2 separate regions of the Homo sapiens genome follow, and region 2 is linked to region 1. Evidence: chromatin contacts called from ENCODE Hi-C or POLR2A ChIA-PET data. All regions are on one chromosome and are shown on one strand. Each heading gives the region's core, a stretch centred on a gene start or an enhancer-like site at or near the end of the contact. The rest is flanking DNA. Distances are from core to core; before and after follow the strand shown.

Region 1 (5,393 bases), core at 1,481-3,980:
TCAAACAGGCACACAGGTGTGCATTGTAATCACAAGCTGCAACAAATATCACAAAGGAATTTGCTCTGAATGTGGGCAGTTGGAGATGAGAGATAGCTTTGTTCCAAAAATGATGTTTGAATCTGGGTTCAAGAATAGAGAGAAATCTGAAATAAAGAATAGATAGGAATGAATTAGGTGCAGGAGAGGTGGGAAAGTGGAAAGCAAGGCTGAGGAACAAATACTCCAGGCACAGGGGACAGAATGTTCAGAGTCGGTGAGACCTTGGAAAACATGTTCTCCACTCAGGTGGTTCTCACTACTCTCTGAGGTAGGAAGATAACTTAATTTTCTCATTACAGGTGAGGAAACTGAGGCACAGAGAGTTTTTTTTTTTTTTTTTCAAGATCCACAGAATGATCCTGACAGTTCCTTGGTTGGAACTGAGCTCTGCCTCCTGCTGACCAAATGACCTTGGCAAGTCACCTACCTGCCCTCTCAGCCCCGCCTCTCACCTCTAGGAGGGGGATAATGAGAGGCAATCAGCACATCCGAAATCACGCAGCTGGTGTTAGCTGGACTAGAACTCCAAGTCAAACCTGAGAAGCCCTGCAACCTGCTGTGGTGACCACGACCCCTTACGCAGCATTGGCCAACACAGGGCCCCCGACCTCAACTTTGGCCTCAACACTGTCTCTACACAGAGTGGTGTTCAAGATGAGCAGAGCCCTGCTACCTCCTGTTTCTCAGTGAAACCACACTAAGGGCCCAACTCATTGCTGCAGCAAGACCAGTTTTTCCCCAAGACTCACTGTACTAGGGTGAAAAGCAGAGACTCCCCTTGGACTTACCTTGGCCAACTTTTTCCTTCTGCATGTATGTGAGGTGCTTCTTGAAAACAAGCCAATGACATTCATTCTCCTCACTTCATCACAAGAGGGTGGCACAGCCTAGGAGTTCCAAGTTCTGGGGAGACCCTATAGCTATGGTAGGGAAATGAGTATAGGGACTCTGAGCTGTAGAGGGACCTATGTGCTCAGAATTCTCACTCCTGATGCAGTGTTATTATCCACTGTGCCAATGTCCCATGCTTTGTCCAGTGGCAGCCCCTTCCCAGGAGCAAAGGGAGGAGGCCACTGCAATGATACCAGTGCTCAGACAGAAACTTACACATATTCCAGGTTGGTTATTCTCTGGATGATGAGATAAAAGAAGAGGAATCAGAACTTCTGCACCAAAAGAGGCTCTGGCCAGACTTTAGGGCCAAAATTTTAAAATCTTTTTCTCACTTGCCTCGCCATGTGACCCTGCAAGTCACTTCAGCTCTACAAGCCTCAGTTTCCTAAATCTTAAAAGAGATTCCTAGTGACTACTTTATAGAATTGTTCTTTCGATTTAACTATTTAGATGGAGTGGTTACAACACCTCTCATATCCGTTTAGCTTGTTACCCACCATTGTTAATAGCTCTTGCCACACCCAATGGTATGCGCTTCCCCTAACCCAAGTGAAATTAATGATTGCTGGCCAGAGCTCTGCTATTTCCAATCCAACTGACATTACAAATGCCTCTGGCAGAACATCCTTCTTCCTCTTTCCTGTTGCTAAATCCAGATTATTCCCTTTATGGACCAACATCCATGCCCCCTCTTCCAGGAAGCCTTTTCTGAATACCCCAGCCTGGGCTAAGGGAGGCTACTCTGGAATCCCTTAACAACTCCGTTGCAGCACTTTTTACATTGTGTCCCATCTAGTAGCTAACTTATCTGCTCTTACTTGACTACGACCATTTTACAGACAGGGATTACAGTGTATTAAGTGCTGCATCTTGAGCATCCAGCGCCATGCATGAATGTAGTAGGCACTCTACAAATACTTAGCGAGTTAGTGAATTAATAAACGAATGAGTGAGATGCTAAGATGATGCATTCTTGGAGTGAGAGGAAAAGGGGCCAGCTGAGCAAACTCTCTGAGCTCCAAATCTTGGGCAATTCATTTGGCTACTGCATCTAGATGAGCTTATCTGTAAAGGAGAAAATGATGCTGACCTAATTTGTATTGCCACAGTCCTTTAGAACAACTAGTAATTGATCTGAAAGATTGAAGTCCCTTGCACTGTCCTTTCAGCCCTGTAGTCGGGCAGGTCCCTGTAGGGTGGGACTGGGTGCCACTATCACTACTCTCGGTTGCGGCACAGATGACATCAGCCTCCACTAGTAGAAAGCCAGCACCTTCTGCTCTATCCATACCCCCTCATCATTTTTATCTGTATCTTTAAGTCAACCTTTGGGGAGCTGATTGCAAAGTTGGAAGTAGGTTTCAGGGTCACTAGATATTCATGGCAATGGATACTCATAAAGCAAAAAGAAAGAAATAGTTAGAGACCCTTTTAATCTGCCTCTCACTGACATTTCTTTGCTGAAAAGTTCTGCAGGTATAGGCTAGGGCACTAGAATTTAGGTCAATGACATTCATGCTGCCTCTTAGAAAAAAATCTTTCTGCAGCAAGTGCACGATTTCCTGTTATGACTGCAGATCCCGCCGGCAGCACCAGTGTAGTGACTGTAGAGGCGTCCATCCTGTTTGTTTATAATTCTTAACAATGGGCTTTTGGGGAAGGAGGGCCCGAAGCAGCAAGCTCTGATGAGCTGCACAGAGGATGTGATGCCACCTGAATAATGCATGCCCACTTTGTGTGTGTACCCGACATGGGCCCGAATGCAGGGGAAAGCCAAAGGCTTTGAAGCACCTGCTCTGAGCAGCTCCGATGACAGCCCAAGAGTCCAGATAAGATCTGAGCTCTCCTTCCTCCCCACCACCCCACCCCCTATGCCGCTCCCATTTCCCTTTTGGCATTTAAAATAAGCTCTGAGACTAAGCCACCCCCGAGAGATCCTGTCAGAGATGCCGCTTTTGTGTTGCTCATATTCCTTCCTGGCCCCACCCTAGTGTAGGACCTTCTCATAACTTGTGCAGGGATAGCAGTGGCAGCCTTCCACATGACTGTCTGATCAGTCCCCATCTGGCCCCCTCCAAGCCACTCTCCACAAGGAGGCAGCCAGAAGGATCTTTCTAACAATAAAATGGTCACTTGGGCGGATGCAGCCCCAAAGGCACACGGCTTAGATTTCAGATCATACTCATTCCCCACATGAGAGTGCTACTCTCCTGCCGAATACCCTTCAGGTATTGCCTTCATCATTTGCAAATCATGTTCAAGATTTCTGGCATGGCACAGAAAGCCTTCCGCGATCTGACTCCTACTCCCCCCTCTCATCCTCTTCTCATCCCCTGTCTTTTCAGGTCCACAGTGCTCCAGTTGGCCGAGGCTCTGGTTCCCAAAACAAGATGTCCCTCCTGTCTCACTTGGATCCTCACACCTGTGTATCCTGGCATTTCTTGTCCTTTCTATCTGTCATTCCTAGTAGGAACCTCAACCACATCATAAAACAGTGGTCAACATTCAGTGTCGATCAGTCTATTCAAGGTACATTATATGCATTCCTTGATTTAACCCTCAAAGCAACACTGTGGGGTATGCATAGTTCTTATCTCCATCATGTGGAAGAAGTCACTGAGGCTCAAGGTAATAAAATGACTCCTCCAAGGTCAAACAGCTACAAAGTTGGCAGAGGGCTCAAACTCAAGGTCACTATTAACCACAGTATCACATGGAGACTTACATGACATGGCGTACCATCTATTGCTTACCTATTCTTAGACTGGCCGAACTCCAATTACTCTGAAATGCCATTTTTAAGGTACTAATGTATTCAAAGTCCACCCTCCCTACTTTAAAAGCTGCACTTTCTGCTCCCTTGCCAAAGCTGGAATTTCATCCTCACCATGGATGAAATTCACCTCAACAAAACTTGGACCTCTTTTAAACCTTCATTTCTCCATGAAGTCTTTCAAAATGCCTAAGATCCAAGTGATCTCTCTTACCCACATTGACAGCATATTCATCAACGTTGGAATAATTCCCATCATCAGCTACACATATGTCTGCTTTTTAACTATATTATAAATATACATAAAATTCTTTTTTATAAATGATTGAATTCATACACAAATTCTTCTAAAATATATATAAGGCACAAAAATTAAAAATACAAGAAAACACCTGTGTAACCCAATTTAAGAATTAGAACCTTATGCTCCTCCCTCCCCCATCCTGGCTCCTTCCCTCGTCGTGTTTCCCACACTCTCATTTTCTTTATAGCTTCTCCATTTGTTTGTATTCCTGAAAATTATTGTTTGCAGTGTTGCATGTTTCTAAACCTTATATAAATGGAATCATGCTGAACGAATTCTCTTGACAATGTGCGCTATTTTGCAGTTGTTGTTGCCTGTTTGTTTTGGATTTGGGGCTCCATATTATGTTTCTGAGATTTGCCTGTGTTGTTATATGTACCTGTGCTTCATTTATTTTCATAGCTGAACAATATTCTTTTGTGTGACTATGTCAGAATGTACCTAAATATTCTATTACTCGTGTACATTTGGGCTGTTTCCAGTGTTTTACTACAACAAACTTCTCTGGACTCATTCTTCTCCCTGTCTCCAGATGTACATGTAGAGGAGATTCTCTAGGGGTGTACACCTAAGCAGGGAAATGCTGAGACAGAAGATCTGTGCATTTTCAATGTTATTAGATAATGGCATATTGTTATCCAAAGTGATTGCACCAATTTACACTCTCTTAAGAAATGTCACAGTCTCATTGCTATTATCGCCATAAGTTCTTACTGTTAGATATAATTTTTGGCCATCTGGTGAGTGTAATATAGTAACTCATCATGGTTTTAGTTTGCATTTTCCTGTTTATCAATGGGATCACACACCTCTTCCTCTGTCATTGGCCATTTGAGTTCCCTGTTTTGTGAAGTGCCTGTTCAAGCCTTTTGCCCATGTTTCTATTAGGTCACTTGAAATTATCTGATAGGTTTATAGAAGTTCTTTATTTATCTTGTATACTAACCAATATATATAACTTCAATTATATGTATTATGAATACTTTTTGCATTTTTTAGTCTATGTTTTCCTTTATTTTGCTGTCTTTTGAATGTATCAATTGTTTTAATGGATTTTGCTTTTCATGCCTTAAGAAACCTTTGTTCACAGAAATTCATGAATATATTACACTATATTATATTTTATTACTTAACCATTTTGTTTTTCACATGTAAGTCTTTTTAATCTCAAATTCATTTTTGTATATACTGTGAGGTAGAACTCTATTTTTTTATATGAATAACAAATTGTTCTGTATCATGTATTTAAAAGTCCATTATTTTGCCACTGATCTATAAAGCCACATCTGCTCATACATTAAACACACACACAGACACACACACACAATTTGTGACTCAATCAATTTTGTTGGTTGGGTTGTCTAGCCCAGGAACAATATA
Region 2 (5,393 bases), core at 2,168-4,667, 380 kb before region 1:
GCATTATTGTTGCAATTGCTGACTCAGGCAGGATTGTGAAGCTCAGGGTATGGCCTTTGAAACTGCATAATTCCAATCTTTGGCTCCCTCAAGTTTAGTCTCCCCAAGTGTAATGCAGCCACATTTATGTTTTCTTGCAAGACTTTCGCTTTAACCAAGAGTTTCAAACCTGATTGTCATGACCATGCTAAATGCATAATGGTATCAACAACTAGTGCAAAATGCCCTAAACGTAAAGTGATATGAATATTTATACACAGTTCTCTGGAAGTGCGCATGTTTGTTTCCTCTGGACCCCATGGAAGATATTATTACAGACGGTCACACTCCTTATGAGCTTCATTGACTCATGTCAGCATTGGTGATAAACAGATGCAAACGGCAGTATAGAGAACATTTGGGATGCAAAGCTCTAAGCCAGTGTTTCAGGCAACACTCTCTGGGTGGTTTTAACAAATAATAACATCAAATAATAAATAATGGTATCAACTACCACTATGGCTGTTGCATTTTTTGAGTGCCTCCCTTGGCCGGGAACTGTGTATATATTACTCTAACCTATTACTCACAATCACACTCTAGGGAAAGCATTTTTAACCCCTGTTTTTCAAAAGTGGAAAATAAGACTCAGAGTGGTTAATAGATTTATACAAGGCCACACAGCTAGTGGGTGGCGGAGTGAGCAGAATTTCCATCTGACTCCATCTCCTTCCAAAAGTACAAAATGCACAAAAGTACGAAAATGCTTTTATTATGGATTGAAAATTTCTATCCCTCCAAATATATATCCTGAGGCTCTAAACCCCAGTATGGCCATATTTGGAAATGGGGGCTCGAAGGAAGTAAGACTTACTGAGGTCATAAAAGTAGAGTCCTGATATGATAGAATGAGTGTCTTTATAAGAGACACCAGAATGCTATTTCCCCAGGCACACACACCAAGGGAGGGCCATGTGGCTGTCTACAAGACAAGAGGTGAGCCCTCAGCAGAAACCAGGCCAGCCAGAAATGATCTTGGACTTGTCAGCCTCCAGAACACTGAGAAAATACATTTCTGGGATTTAAGTCACCCAGTCTGTGGTATTTTGTTATAGCAGCTCAAGCAGACTAATACATGTCAGTCCTGAGTTAATAATATTTCCCAGGAAGTCTCAGAGTACTATTAGGGAATGGCCCTTAAATACATGAAGTGCATGTATTAATTCCCAGCCTACCTCCTTCACCCTACATAAAGTGCAGAAAGGGTCAGGGTGTCACAGGGCCCGTTTCCTTCAATGCGTCTGTGGGAAGGACGTGTAGGTGCAGCCCACGATAGCTCAGAGAATGAGACCGGCTTCAGCTTGACCCTTTTTGCTCCAGGAAAGCATGATGTGGATCATATCTTACTTTACTCTCATAGAAATTTGCTGCTTCCTCATGTATAAATAACTAATCATGAGCAGCAGTGTGCTCCCTGTCAGAGCCTGATCAGGACCATAGAGGCAAGTGGGACTCAGCCTGGGTCTTCATGGCTGTGGGAGCCATTACTGCTCTCTGTATTCCAAGTGGAACAGTCCTGGTGTAAGGGTCTTGTTTCAGTGTCTGTGAGCATGAATGGGTGTGCGTGTGTGCACACGTGCATAAGAAGCTTGTATCCTTTCTTCTTCTAGTGAAAGGAAATCCCCTGTACCTGGGGATTGGGGGAGATAGTGAGGTGTTGGGGAGCAAGAGAGACTACAGGAAAAGATGAGGTGCTGAGGCCCACCAACCTGTTTGTCCTCACCCTTTCCATCTGCTGAAAGGTGCCTATTGGGCGTAGAATTGTCTCCAGCCCACTTCATTGGACCAGGTCATCCCAGTTAGCCTGACTGTCCTGTTTGCAGGTCAAGTATAGAGGGAATTTTGCCACAGTAAAACATGCTCTATTTTCAAGTCATATGTGAAGAAAAAATAAATGAAGGAAGGATGAGGAAAAGACCAAATGCTGCCAAGTGTCCACTACAAGCTCTGGTTTTCTGCGGGGGCCACTGAAAGGTGTACAAATTGTTCACCATAAGCCAAGGACACAAACATGTGTGTGCGTGTGTGTGTATGTATGTGTGTTTGATGCCTTAGCACAGCTCGTGTTTGATGCTTGTGATGGTTCTATTTATAAACTTTGTGCTCTCAGATGGGACAACCAGAGGCACTTCTTTCCTGCATTTCAAGTGTTTCATTTCCTTTTTAACATGTCTTTTAAATTAAGGGCATGCACACCAATGCATGGGCTCACTCTCATCTTACGGCAAGTTGATCAGACTAGGGTTAGTTGTCTGAGAAACATGGGTGGCCTTTGTCACAAACAAGAGGAGAAGCAGTTCAGGGAAGAAGAAGACTAAGGACTAGCACTGTTGTTTTGGTGGAGTTGTTTGTTAGCTGACTGTCTACAAGGCACATGTTCTATCGAATATTCAGTGTTGGGTGCTGACTGTGTTACGAGCCTTGTACATAGGATTTAAACCCCAGAGCCACTCTGTGAGGCCAGAATTGCTTTGGGATCTTTCAGATGAGGGAACCAACGTGAAGGCTTTAAATCCTATGTCCAAAGCCACACAGCGAAACCAGAGTGAAATCCGGAGCATTTGAATCAAGAGTTGAATCTTCTTTCCTCCCCGGAGGGAGAATCGCCCAGGGGCTGAGTGCAAGGGGAAAGGCTGGTTCTGAGGGGAAGAAGCTGAGCATGTTGCGGCACAGGACTTAGAAAAATTTAGAAGCATCTGCAATTGTTTTCCAGGGGAAGATACCCAAAAACAATCCAGAGAAGGAAATAAAACGAGAAGAATAGTAAGGCAACATGGAGTATAAAAGTTGCTGCATTTAGGGCGAAGGAGAGAACCTCTCTGCTCCGTGGCGATATTAAAGCTATCCCCAAGAACGGGAGGTGGGAGTGGCCTGAGGGATGACTCCTCCAGCACTGCTGCCTGCCAGCTCCGGGCTGCACAGGGCTGAGCCGGCGCCAAGAATGCCCTCTTCTGGTGATATTCTCGAAGCCCAGGAAGATAGCAAGGCAGCCGAGACCTGTGTTTTCCAGATCCTGGGTAGATTCCCTTGTCAGATGTGGTTCTACTTAAGCAAATATCACTACCTTCTCTTTTTCCTCCTCAGCCCTCAAACTAGTGATAGGGAAATTATTTCAATAAGGTAAGCTGTACCTTAGTAGAGTTTGCTTCCTTTTTTTTTTTTTTAACCCCGAATAATACTCTCTATGTCATCTGTATATTTATGATAGCTCAAAGACATGGGTGTGTGGATCTAATTAAAAATGTGAAAGGGTTTAGCAGCCTGCTGCTTCCCTGCAACTCTCTGGTTGCCAAATCTTGGCAGCCGTGTTGAACTTGAGCCAAGCGTTTAGTCCTCAGCTGAACTGCTGCCAGCCTGCGCACGGCATTGTGGGGCGAGAGCCGGAGGGGCTGCACTGCACCGAGCTTGCACAGGGCGAGGCGGGGGCAGGACCTGGGACCCAGCCACCCCGGAGGAAACCGGAGAGGAAACCAGCTTGGTCTTGCTCTCTGCCTCGTCCCAATCCCCGGCTCTTACCAAATGCAGGTAGGACCAGCTAGGCCAATTTGGTGACCGGGTAGGGCTTCAAGCTACTAGGTGGGAAATGGTCCCTACAGTTTTGCTTTCATTTAGTCGAAATCGGGCCTTTTCAGAGGAGAAACAGTTCTCCACTCTCTTGCAGTAGTTTGGGCCTGAGTTTCAACAGTCGGATGGGGCATTTCTATTGAGTTCTCTGCTGTCAGTCTGAGCTTTTTTTGATAGCTTGGCAATTGTTCTGTGTCTTCTCTCTGAAGCAGCTGAGTCCAGCACAGGGTTTCTCAAACCCTGTTGTGCACACATGTCACTTGGGAAATCTTGTGAAAATGCAGGTTTCTGAGTCTCCCCGGGGAAAGGGGAGAATTCATGTTGCCAAGATCAGAACTGACTAGAACTGCTTACGTTCCACATTATGACTCCAGACTGGAACTTTTGTGAATTCAAGGATGTTAGGCTCTGGAAAAGTACATCTTGGTGATTTGCTGTCAGAGGGAAAAACAATTCAAAGAACTCAGCATTCTCCACAATATGTTGACAAAAATAAGGGGAAAAAAAAAACATCAAAGGCATGGGTCACTTTTTATTTTTTTTTGAAATGTACCAGCTATAAGCAAATTAAAGAGGAAGAAAGGGTCGTATTCTTTGTATACAGAACACCCTCCTGCAGAGTGAAAATTCAACCCTAAAAAGATCTTCTAATATACTTGAGGGGCTGAGAGAGAGGATGAGGGGGGACTTTGCCTTTTAACTTTATATCTTGTGTATTGTTGATTTTTCATGATGATGCATTTCTTTCGTAATTAAAAGAAGAGGCAGCAGCTGCAAGACGGCCCAGGAGCCTTCTTGGCAGTGACCTTCCCCAGGGCAGGCCACCAGGGTGGGGCAAGTATGGACTTTGAAACCACTTTGTCCTGGAGTGGAAGCAGGCTCTGGCATTAAGCTTGGGGAATTTGGCTAACATTGCTGGGCCTTTGCAATTTCATCTGTGCAATGGAGAAATTGGGCCTTCATTGAGGCACAGCTGTGGGTGCCGCAGACATGTTTGTGCGGGGCTCATACCCAGGGGTCCTTAACAGGCGTTTTAAAAATTCAGAGTCTCTCTCCGATGGGGTTAGGACACTATTCCAGATAGAATTTCACCCCGGCAGACTGCTTCTGAGCACAGATATGTTCCAAAACCTCCGGATAGGAGCTAATCACTTTAGAAGTCACAAAGCCTCTGTTCATGATGTTAGAGGAGCTCCCCAAAAACGAGGCCTTGGGGAATAGCAGTGAATTTTCTCTTTCTTTTCAAATGGCAAATTTATACATATGAAAAGTCTAAATGACATGGCAAATAAATCACAAGTAGTCATAATTTAGCCGGCCACTTTTATTATGAAACAATCAAAAGCATGCAGTCGGGACGATGGAGGGAGATGCAGGCTGTGTGGCCCCTGTGCAATTAGGGGGCTGATACTTCCTTCATATCCTAAGTTGGGATGGCATGTCGCTTGCTTTGTGGTTTGGAATAATGCAGAACTGGCTGTTTCTATCACAGAAAGAGGGAGAGGGTGTGTGCCGCCAAGAATCAGGATATTTCCAGGAAAATTTCACTCCAAGAGGCTTTCTTGAATCTCATTCCTAACATGTGGGCAGATGATTGTCTAAACCACTGAGGGATGATGCTGGAGGTAAACATCTAATTAATTAAAGAAAATCTCCTTCTGCACCCCAACTCCGAAAATGCCCCGCAGTTGAGAAACACTGACACACACTCACCCACACTCACCCACACACTCACCCACACTCACACACACACTCACCCACACTCACACACACGCGCCCACACTCACACA

What was found. A loop is a pair of places that touch in the nucleus more often than their neighbours do. ChIA-PET counts read pairs that join two places held with the same protein, here RNA polymerase II (POLR2A). Pooled maps may share reads with other maps.
Region 2: a map of CD4-positive, alpha-beta T cell shows a loop between it and region 1 (11-fold over the local background). The contact joins the promoter of LINC01550 here to the enhancer-like site in region 1. A Hi-C loop is called at or near these places in 6 of 168 maps with a recorded cell type or tissue (CD4-positive, alpha-beta T cell, CD4-positive, alpha-beta memory T cell, CD8-positive, alpha-beta T cell and 1 more) and 10 of 50 pooled maps. POLR2A ChIA-PET finds 5 or more read pairs at or near these places in 8 of 52 experiments (CD4-positive, alpha-beta T cell, CD4-positive, alpha-beta memory T cell, CD8-positive, alpha-beta T cell and 5 more).

What each region holds. Positions count from the first base shown.
Region 1 is chr14:97,600,173-97,605,565 of GRCh38, reverse strand. No RefSeq gene overlaps it. Among named protein-coding and RNA genes, the nearest start is that of LINC02291, 84 kb to the left of the region's middle. Within about 2 kb of position 2,730, at least 6 of the 41 ENCODE cell types and tissues checked have a DNase peak (open chromatin) inside an H3K27ac peak, as active enhancers do; they include CD4-positive, alpha-beta T cell and CD8-positive, alpha-beta T cell, where a contact is called at or near this core.
Region 2 is chr14:97,976,148-97,981,540 of GRCh38, reverse strand. It overlaps LINC01550 (long intergenic non-protein coding RNA 1550), which reads left to right and starts at 3,417. Exons shown (of 3, transcript NR_015430.2): 1 at 3,417-3,564. RefSeq lists an enhancer at 2,918-3,417.